Linked DNA regions of Homo sapiens: region 2 is linked to region 1. Evidence: read pairs that join two places in POLR2A ChIA-PET (ENCODE). Cell type or tissue: PC-3. All regions are shown on one strand. Links, peaks and the distances in the headings refer to the core of each region. The heading gives the core; the rest is flanking DNA.

The links. Peaks named below come from ENCODE experiments on the same cell type or tissue, not always from the same donor. Only the 100,000 strongest peaks of a DNase experiment are listed, where the experiment ranks them.
Region 2: POLR2A ChIA-PET joins it to region 1 with 7 read pairs; 1 of 35 experiments calls an interaction of 5 or more read pairs at or near these places.

Annotation. Positions count from the first base shown.
Region 1 is chr1:240,308,263-240,313,655 of GRCh38, reverse strand. The region is part of intron 8 of FMN2 (formin 2); the gene reads right to left. Among named protein-coding and RNA genes, the nearest start is that of FMN2, 220 kb to the right of the region's middle. In PC-3, for the core only: no CTCF peak of the experiment used is centred there; DNase peaks (open chromatin) are centred at 555 and 3,175; H3K27ac peaks cover 2,338 bases.
Region 2 is chr1:240,256,151-240,261,543 of GRCh38, reverse strand. FMN2 (formin 2) reads right to left here. Exons shown (of 18, transcript NM_020066.5): 7 at 3,512-3,599. Among named protein-coding and RNA genes, the nearest start is that of FMN2, 170 kb to the right of the region's middle. RefSeq lists an enhancer at 2,572-3,771. In PC-3, for the core only: no CTCF peak of the experiment used is centred there; a DNase peak (open chromatin) is centred at 2,433; H3K27ac peaks cover 1,056 bases.

The DNA.
Region 1 (5,393 bases), core at 119-5,118:
ATATTAATTAAATATCTTATATCATATTTTAAGGTACACAGAGCTGTCCAGGAATAAAACCATGCTGCAGTATCTAAGAAAAACTCTACTTCAAATTTACTGTTGACTATTTTGGAAAATCTCATTAATGGTGATAAAACCATTGTTAGATATTGTATTCAAGGTGATTATAAATACCTTAACAAATATGTACTTCCTTATATCTTCTGGTTCAATCACACATAAGCATTCACATACTTAAATACATCATATAATATTATACATTACTGCACTACTTTATATTAAGTGTCAGACATTAGGTGACTTAAGTTATGTATATAGATTTATTATCCATACATTTCTTTTCAGAATAGTGAAAAGGGCGTTATGCATATTTGTTAGAAAAAGGAAGCATCAGTGGTTCCCACTTGGATGGGAGAAAAAGGAAGCATCGGATGGGTAGAATGGAGAACTAATGGCCTGCTCTAACAACACCCATCCAGGACGACTCATCGTTTTGTAGACAGCTCACTTAGTAAAGACCTCCCAAAAGAAAGGGTAAGTGGTAACTGGTCATCTAAAAAGCAAATGTTGCAATAGGAAGTGACATAGCAAATTCCAAGGGATTAATTTCTGTATTGAGCCTTGTACTTCAGAACAAGATGCATGGGTGGGTAAGGAGAAGGAAAAGGTCAGGAACAGGAAGAAGTGCTGGGGAGTTCTAAAAATAATCTCTTAAGTCTTTTGCATTGACATATAAGGAAAACACTAATCTTGATGTGCAAATTGATAAGTGTGGAGGTAAAGTGTGTAGGGCAGCGATCTGATCAGTTCGAGAAGTGCATTTTCCTTGGGCTAACAGATTCTATAATACATTGTTACTCTGCTTTCTGTTACAATGACCAAGAAAGCAATAGTCTTTATTTCAAATGTAAAAGTAAACACTGATAATCAAATGTACTTTGTGGAACATCTGATCACAGAATTACTCTTTCTTCCAAGAAACAATGCCATCATTAAAATCATGATCAAAGCCCTGGTATTTTAAAAGAAATTCTATTTAAGAGAACTTGTCAAGGGTAGCGTTCTAACTGCCATAAACAATTATTTGCATTCATCTGGTAAATGTTTTTTGTAGTGCTTACTATGTGCCAAGGAGATACAATACTAAGGAAAAACAACAGAACTTTCATCAGATCAGAGAGAATGGGAGTAAAGAAAAGTGAATATGCGTACAATGTCTAGGTTTACAAGCATTCTAAAGACAAGGTGCATGTTGCTGTATGAGCCTGAAATGGAAGGATTTGATACAAAGAATTCCTAAGGAAGAAAAGAATGACAACTGAAGATTCAGGAGACTTTTACTAGAAGGAGATGGTAAGTGGAAATCTCCTGCCTGAAGGAACACCTTTTGTCAGTGCTGTTCTAGTGGTAGGATCTGCATGGTTTTGAGAAACTAAAAGGGGGTGGGTGGCTGGAGAGCAGAGGGCTACAAGATGGTAAAGTGGACGGACCATGCAAAACTAAAAACAAATGTGAAGGAGAAGTGCTCAGAGAACCTACCCGCCTACAAAAAGTAAATGGCCATAAATTCCACAATGTGAACATGAAACTGCTCTCTGCTCTACAATGTCAGCCTTTTGGATGTCAACTAATAAAAGAAAAATATCATATTAAAATAAGAGAAAGCCAGCATGGTGATGCATGCCTGTAGTTCCAGCTATTTGAGAGGGTGAGGCAAGAGGATCACTTGAGTTCAGCAGTTCAAGGCTGTAGTGAGCTATGATCACACCACTGCACTCCAGCCTGGCCAAGAGAGCGAGACCTTGTCTCTTAATAAAATAAAGTAAAATAACAGGAACGACATATAAGAACAATCCCGGATCATTTATTTCCACATATTTCCAATGCAGCTGTGTTAATCTTTTAATTTTCATTTTCCAGGAATTTATGCAATATAGTTGGTTTATCCAAAAGAAGCATAACTATCAAAAAATCAGTCAATAATTTTATGATGTGACAGGCAGTGTCACACCTTAGATTAACAAGAAAGAAATATAATTTCTGATTTTTTATTAAGTTTATAGAGTCAATCTGTAAGTGATTCAAGATCCAAAGCTTTTCTTTTTTTTTAATTCTGAAATTCACCTTAAGCACGTTTATGGTTGAAAATGAGCATACTTGCAGGGATTCCATGAACCAACTCAATAAAACAATGAAATTTGAGAGTATGGTTTTAAAACAGCTATGTGGGGAAAGTCAATACTCCTCTCATTTTTGTTTGAAGAAACTGATGATTAAATGTTGCTTAAAACATGAATCAATTAAATTCCTCTAGGAAGTTATGGGAACACAGAACAGTTAATCCAATTCATTTTCACTAATGTAATATGGTATACACTTTTGAGGATGCTGTATCATGTGGCATGCATGATACCCTTCTTCCAGATTCAAGTTTATGGTATGTCAACTACTACCCTAGTAATCTTTAAGCAAAGATTGCTAAAACTATAAAGTATGCCTGTGAAATCCAATCCTGAGAAGTGTAAATTTAGATCTCTAATTCTTTCTACTTTACCTGCTTTTTTTTCTTCCTTCTAATTGGATTAGAACTGTTTAATGACAAAGGGGGTGTTGAATTTTTTCCCTTCCTATCTTTTTTCATGTATTTTTCTTCAGTTGAACTGCTAATAGTATTCATGTCCAGGTTTTGGTCTGGTTGAATACTTAAGATTTTTTGTTTATTTGTTTCTTAAATATGAAAGAAAGAAAAAAATGATTTTCAGAAAAACACAATGCAACTGATAGTTATACATGAATATTTTAACAGACACATTTTTGAATTGAAGTTAGTCATTCAACACACTTAAAAAAATGAGTAATTTTCCTCATCTGCTCCCTCATTCCCCACACCACAGTCTACTGCTTCCTATCCACCTCACAAGCTCACTTTGCCATATAAGGAGTATATTTCAAGATTCAGAAGCAATAGATATAGTTAACCAACTGTAAATATTATATACTGCTTAGGAAAAGATCTTACTCTCTGAACTTAATGACAGTCAATAACCCTAAATAAACTGTAATGATTTTTGTTTTTAAAAACTCACTAGGTTGTACTGCATTTAGTAACTATGTGGTTTCTCTAGGTTTTAATTCCTCAGTAAACAGGAATTGAGTCCTCAGGATTGTGGTTTTTGAAATTAGGGTGTGTTTAGATTTGGAGGCTAACCAAGATTCATTCACATCTAGAAGAGAAAGCTCACTGCCAAACATATGCAATCAGGAGAGAAAAAAAGATTACATTCTAAATAAGGTTTGTATAACAAATACTTCCATCTGTTTCACAGAGATCAAATAGAATTACTTTAAAACAGACCAATGACATTTAAGCATCTGGCAAAAAGAAAGTGTGTTGTATTTATGGGAAAGGATTTAGGTTAGCGATATTTTTTTCTTCAAGGATAAGAAGTGGAATGCCAAATAAGATTATTACCCATATATTTAATTTAAAAATTGAGTTTAAATATGTTTATTTTTTCTAGATAAAATTCACATGTACCCTCAAATGTTATTATTAAACTATTAAGGCAAAATTAAGACTATTCAGCTATCTTTCAAACACTGTGTCAGACCTGAAGTTAATAATTACCATTACACCAACATGATAAAGTTGGAAAGATTTCCAAAGAGGACTCAAGCCAAGTCTAAGCCCGTGCATGTCACTTTTTGTTTCTAGAGACACTTTCATATGAGCATGACACCTACCATATTAAGTCACAAACACACGTGACTGTCATGCCAGATGAGACCATACCTCCTAAAACCTCAACCCTCCCTACCATCTGTGCCAGTTACTGCCTCTCATCCCTCAGTTTGCCTTCTAGAACTGAATCCGAGATAACGGACTGGACTCAGCAGCTCCCGGTCCCCCTTTACAGTGAATATGAGGTTATGCTTTGCCAGTAGGAGGTGATGGAGGGGCACTGCTAGAGGAAGGGGGTCCTCTTCCTGACTCTGGTATGCAGTTTGCCTTTTCTGCAGCACAATTGGTCAGCGGTGTGGGTGTATAATGACATCTGGGGGTGCTCTGCCACACCCCAGCAGCATACCCGGAGTGCAGAGCCCTTTGGCAACCTTGCAGTCCTGACCTAGACTCAGTGACCAGTTTGCCTCCAATGCAGACACCACGCACTGTGCACCTGCACCAGCCAAGGCTTGCCTGTGCCCTGAGGTTTGTTTCCTGGGCCCTCCCTACATAGATACTGTACACTCTGGGCTTCACGTTCACTGTAGCATCCTAACTCCTGCATGCCTGCCCACTAGCTAGAGTTCACCTGCCCCCAGAAGTGTGTTTTCTTGCTTGCCCAGAGACGTGACCAGCTATGGCCCAGGCAAACCAGTGGGCTGCAAACACACCTTCTCCAATGAAATCTGCACCCCAGTCTTAGAGAGGGGACCCCCTTCCAAGCTTATCCGAACTTGGGTATGCTTACTCATCCCTAGGGTGCTGTTAAAGTTATCACTATATTCTTGTACTCTTCCATCATAGGTTAATCATTCATTATAATAAACTCTTCTGCTTATATTAGTCTGTGGTTTATGTCCCAATTGAACCCATACTGTTAGACTTTCTAACACTCATACCCTCACTCTCCACCTTCTGCCTTGAGACTACTAGACCCCTGTGTCTGCATATCAATTATGAAGGAACAGACCACTCAAACCTAACATAACCACAGAATTCTCATTGCCCCATTTTCTACCAAGCTGCTTCCACTTATCAGCTAATGGCAATCCCTTCCTATTGCCCAGGCCAAAAATTGTGGGATCACTCTCAATTTCTTGTTTTCTCTCACAGTCCATACCCAGCCCGCTGGCAAATTCTACTGGCATATTCTTCAAAATAGTTCCAGAATCTGACCACTTCTCAGCAGCTCCACTGTGTACACTGAGGTCCAAGCCACTATCATCTCTTAACTGAGGTCCAAGCCACTATCATCTCTTAACTCTGAAAGGTCTCTGACACTCCACCTTGCTTCTCACAGTCTATTCCTAGTTGTCAGAACTTCTTACAGGGGTGTCCAAGGGACAGAATACAGTCGTGGGTTCTTAGTTTCTGTTTCTGGTTGGGCCAGTAAAGCCCCGTCCTCGTCCCTCTTTTCTGCTTATCACTAGACACGAAACTAAACACCATGGCTTCAGGCTGCTAAAAGCCTGAAACAAAACAAAACAGAATGACAACAACAAAATAAAGCGAGTTGGACAAGCTTTGAAACATGAATCCTCTAGCCAAAACTGTGTGTTAACTTCCCATTTTACTCAGAGAAAAAGTTCAAGTCTTACAAAGTTCTACAAGTCCCTAGAGGGGCTAGTCCCCACCAATTTATCTCTAAGTAACTTCTACAATGTTC
Region 2 (5,393 bases), core at 258-5,257, 52 kb after region 1:
TGGAGCACTTTGAAATATAAACATTACAAAGTAAATGAAAACCTAGAGTACTGACAGCAAAGAAGGAGAGAAAATGATTCTTGCTGTTTATTACAATATTACATATACTTTGTTTTAGATAAACCAATGCTGGTGGTAAAAAAAAAAAGCACAATCTTGGAGAAGCAGCATGTCTGAATGAAAAAAAAAAAAGTACTGGTTAATGAAGGGGCCTGAGTGCAAGTTCAATCCATTTCATTAATGAGCTGCGTGATACTGAGAGGGTAACTGGACCACTCACAGGTCTTATTTTGCCTATCGATAAAAATGCCACATAGCCAAAGAAAGACTAAGCAAAAAGAACAGATCTGGAAGCATCACATTATCTGACTTCAAACTATACTATAAGGCCATAGTCACCAAAACAGCATGGTACTGGTATAAAAATAGACACACAGAACAATGAAACAGAACAGACAACCCAGAAATAAAGTGAAATACTTACAGCCAACTGATCTTTGACAAAGCAAACAAAAACATAAAGTGAGGAAGGGACACTTTATTCAACAAATGCTGCTGGGATAATTGGCAAGACACTGTAGGAGAATGAAACTGGATCCTCATCTCTCACATTATACAAAAATCAATTCAAGATGGGTCAAGGACTTAAACCTAAGACCTGAAACTATAAAAATTCTAGAAGATAACTTTGGGAAAACCCTTCTAGACATTGGCTTAAGCAAAGACTTCATGACCAAGAACCCAAAGCAAATGCTACGAAAACAAAGATAAATAGCTGGGACTTAATTAAACTAAAGAGCTTCCGCGTGTCAAAAGGAATAGTCAGCAGAGTAAACAGACAACCCACAGAGTGGGAGAAAGTCTTCACAATCTATACATCTGACAGAGGACCAATATCCAGAATCTACAAGGAACACAAACAAATTAGCAAGAAGAAAACAAACAATTCCATCAAAAAGTGGGCTAAGGATATAAATAGACAATTCTCAAAAGAAGATATACAAATGGCCAACAAACATGAAAAAATGCTCAGCATCACTAATGATCAGGGAAATGCAAATCAAAACCACAATGTGATACCACCTTACTCCTGCAAGAATGGCCACATTAAAAAAAAATAAAAAAATAATAGATGTTGGCATGGATGCAGTGAAACGGGAACATTTCTACACTGCTGGTGGGAATGTAAACCAGTACAACCACTATGGAAAACAGTGTGGAGATTCCTTAAATAACTAAAAGTAGAACTGCCATTGGATCCAGCAATCCCACTACTGGATATCTACCCAGAGGAAAAGAAGCCATTGTACGAAAAAGATACTTGTACGTGCATGTTTATAGCAGCACAATTCACAATTGCAAAAATATGGAACCAGCCTAAATGCCCATCAATCAACGAGTAGATAAAGAATTGTGGCATATTCCATATGATGAAATAATACTCAGCTATAAAAAGGAACGAATTAATGGCATTCACAGCAACCTAGATGGAACTGGGGACTATTATTCTAAGTGAAGTAACTCAGGAATGGAAAACCAAACATTGTATGTTCTCACATTCATAAGTGAGAGCTAAGCTATGAGGATGCAAAGGCATAAAAAGTGATACAATGGACTTTGGGGACTTGGTGGAAGGGTGGGAGGGGGTGAGGAATAAAAGACTACAAATTGGGTTCAGTGTATACTGCTTGGGTGATGTGTGCACCAAAATCTCAGATCACCACTAAAGAACTTACTCATGTAACCAAATACCACCTGTTCCCCAAAAACCTATGGAAATAAAAAGTATTTTTTAAAAATGACGCTGGAGGTCTAGATAAATTCTGTGGCCACTTCTATATCCAAAATCAATGATGTTTATGCTTCTGTGGACTTCTCAGTGGAGGCATATCCTGAGAGAAGTCAAGTTTGCTCTAGAGGACACAAGCGATTCACACATGTAAATCCTGTTTGCAGACAATACACCAAGGCAGAATAGGACTTTACCTGCAGGAGGGCACAACCTCTTGCTGCTTTAGACTTGGAAGGCCACCATATTAAAAAAAAAAAAAAAAAAGTGTACAGGGTTTCAAAGGGACTAAAGCAATCACTTCACATCCTAATGGGATAAAGTTTCTGCATGATTCTGTATGACCCTTCAACTACTGCCTTTCATGCCATGTTATTGCTAGCGTTGCATGTTAAAGCAAGCAAATTTTCAATGAACTCTCACTGGCTTTACCACAGACACAGATGTCAGGCGGACTCTTGTTCATAAGGTTCTCATTATCAACTCAACCCGAGTTGAATATTTGACTGAAGGAAAGAACCATATCATTATTTTCAGATTTCATCCTATGACTTAACTGGGCTACATCTGCCAGCTTTAGAAACACCAAGTACTGCCTGGCGCCAGCCTTGGCTTTCTCTTCTATGACTATTACCCCAAATGTTTCAGCTTGAGGAAGTCTCCTCCCCATCAAAACAATTTAATAAAAACTTAAATTGTGATTAAGAGTTACTCATCAATTGACAGGGCATACCAAGCTTGTGCTATTTATGAATTATCCCACACAAGATTTTAAGCCCAACAAATAGAATCCACATTCATAAAGGGGTAAGCTAGAAAGCCAGTTAAATGCTTTTGTGATTATAAGGTCTGTGTTATTCTTGAAACCATATTTCTTTAATAGGTAAACTGGCATTCCATTGGATAATTCAATCTGCTTTAAATCTATTCTTAGGTTCTAGTCAGCTTAAGGGACACTCTGAATTTACACTTCATTACTCTATTCACCTTTGGGCAGTATCTCTCAGCATAAATATCATAGGAGGATATGGCATAAGAATGGCCGTCAATTGTACAGTAGAATCCAAGTATTAAAATATTGACACTAAAGCCATTTATAAAATGTTAAGAACCACTCTAATTCCAAACAGAAAATATTTCTGTTCATATGTTGCAAACCTCACTCCCATGTGAAGGTACAAGGAGACAGGATCCTAGGTGGTGGTCACTAGGTCGCGTGGTCATTAGGTCACAAGGGTAGAATTCTCGTGCGTGGGATCAGTCCCCTTATAAAACAGACACAAGAGAGCTCTCTTTCCTTCTTTCTGCCAATTGAGGATACATGGAGAAGATGGCAGTCTGCAACCTGAAAGACGGCCCTCACCAGAACCGAATATGCTGGCACCCTGATCTCGAACTTTCAGCCTCCTAGAACTGTGAGAAATAAATTTCTCTTATTTATCACCCACCAGTCTGGGGTACTTGGTTATAGTAGCCTGAACTAAGATAATAATGTCACATGATAATTAGACTGTTAGTAAGGTATATAAATAACACCACAGGCAAATTAATAGTAATCCTTCCAGAAACAATCATGGGAGATAGCTTGATCACACTTACGGGATATATACTAACCTCGGTTTACACAGAAACTCTAAGTTTGAAATAACATTACCAACAAACATCATATCCCTCAGCCCAAATTTTAATATTCAGAAGCTAAATTTTCATTTTGACACTTACCATGTTGTATGTCTTTCATATCTAAATGAAGGCTAGACATTAGTATTCCAACTGCTTGTGATCTTTTGTTGCTTAATAACTTGACAACCTGCTCGAGAAAGAAAGTAAAAGGGGAAAATGTTAATTTGAACTCCAATATGCTTACTAGCATTTTAAAAAATCCTAAATGAAGAACAAATTCAGAGAAAAGATCTCACGTCATTACCTAAAGTATTCAAAACAGTGTTTTTTTTAATGTTTGAAGAGAGCTTTTGGGTTTTATATCATAAATCTTCAAAATCCACCATTTTCCCCCATTATTCACCATCAGCCTCAAAGACATGTTTTTTAACCAGTCTTTTGAGAGCCTGATCTGTCAACAAGTAAAATTTCTAATGGTCTAGGAAATTAGTCTGGTCTCTGTAAAATCACAATTACACATATGATCATTTGCAGCCTGAGATTTGAAGTGTTCTTTTTTCTTTCAATGTGGAGCCTTGACACACTGAAACTTCAAACACGTCAGCAAGTGAAGCGCAAAATAAAAGTACACACATAGAGAATCTGCTAGATTAGTTTGGTTGTGTCATGAAAAATTTTTTTAAAAAAGTGCTTTCACTTGGGTCACATAGAAAGCTCACTATTTTACTGGAAGTTCCTCTCATTCTGCATTTGACCCACATTTTGGGGAGAACTTTCCTACTAATTAACAGAGGGATACAAGCATCAAATTAAAAGGGCTGCATCAGCACAATCTCAAGTCTGGATTTCCAGCAAGTCTTAAAGAATCAGGGCACACGATCCCATGCGAAGGGTTCCTAAAACAGAGGTGGGAAGGCTGTTACAGAACAGATAGATATTTTTTGACCATGTTTTCCAGACAACAGCATCACCAGGAAATTCTGCTTATGAAACTTATCCCAGGCCTGATCGTGTGAGGGGCAGCATTTTCTATTTACTCCCAGTGTTTTGTTTTAAATCTGCTTAGAAAAACACTGGAGGAAAAGGAAAGAAAGTGGTTATAGTCAAATTACCAGAAGTGACAGCTGCTCTAACAGCTATTGCATCTTTGTACCCTGTCTTCCCTTATGGTTTAAGTTGGGTCAATCAGGATAGTAATAAAATAATCATACCCAACTGTTACACAAAGTCACAGAGTAAAACAATATTCTTAATAGCAATAATAGCACTCTGGGTGCCCCAGCACGGATGGGGGTGAGGAATAAAACATAACACTTTCAGAAGGACCAACCACGAAAACCACTCTGATCTTTTTTGTTGTCGTTGTTTGTTTGTTTGTTTTGAGATGGAGTCTCACTCTGTCACCCAGGAAGGAGTGCAGTGGCACGATCTCGGCTCACTGCAGCCTCCGCCTCCTGAGTTCAAGTGAGTCTCGTGACTCAGCCTCCTGAGTAGCTGGGATTACAGGTGCATGCCACCATGCCCAGCTATTTTTTTTTTTTTTTTTTGTATTTTTAGTGGAGACCGAGTTTCACCATGTTGGCCAGGAAGGTCTCGAACTCCTGACCTCAGGTGATCCACCCACCTCGGCCTCCCAAAGTGTTGAAATAACAGGCATAAACCACTGCTGCCTGGCCCTGCCCTGATCATTTCTGAAAGCCTCTTGGTAAGGCACGATATCTCCCAAAAGGCGCTGCTTTTGCAAAAGAAAAAGCAACATATACATTTTGATTCTAAATGTTAACTAAACATTTTTCTAAATTCCACCTAGAAAGATGAGGTTAAAACTAGAATATGGGCCTATTAGTACAGCAAAGTATTTCTATCCATAGCATTGTCCTCTTAAGAGCTTAAAAAGTAGGAATTTAATATCAGAGAAGCAGAAGGTGTATACTCTGTCCTGAAAACCAGTTTGTAACCACAAGTCAGTGCAATCCGGGCT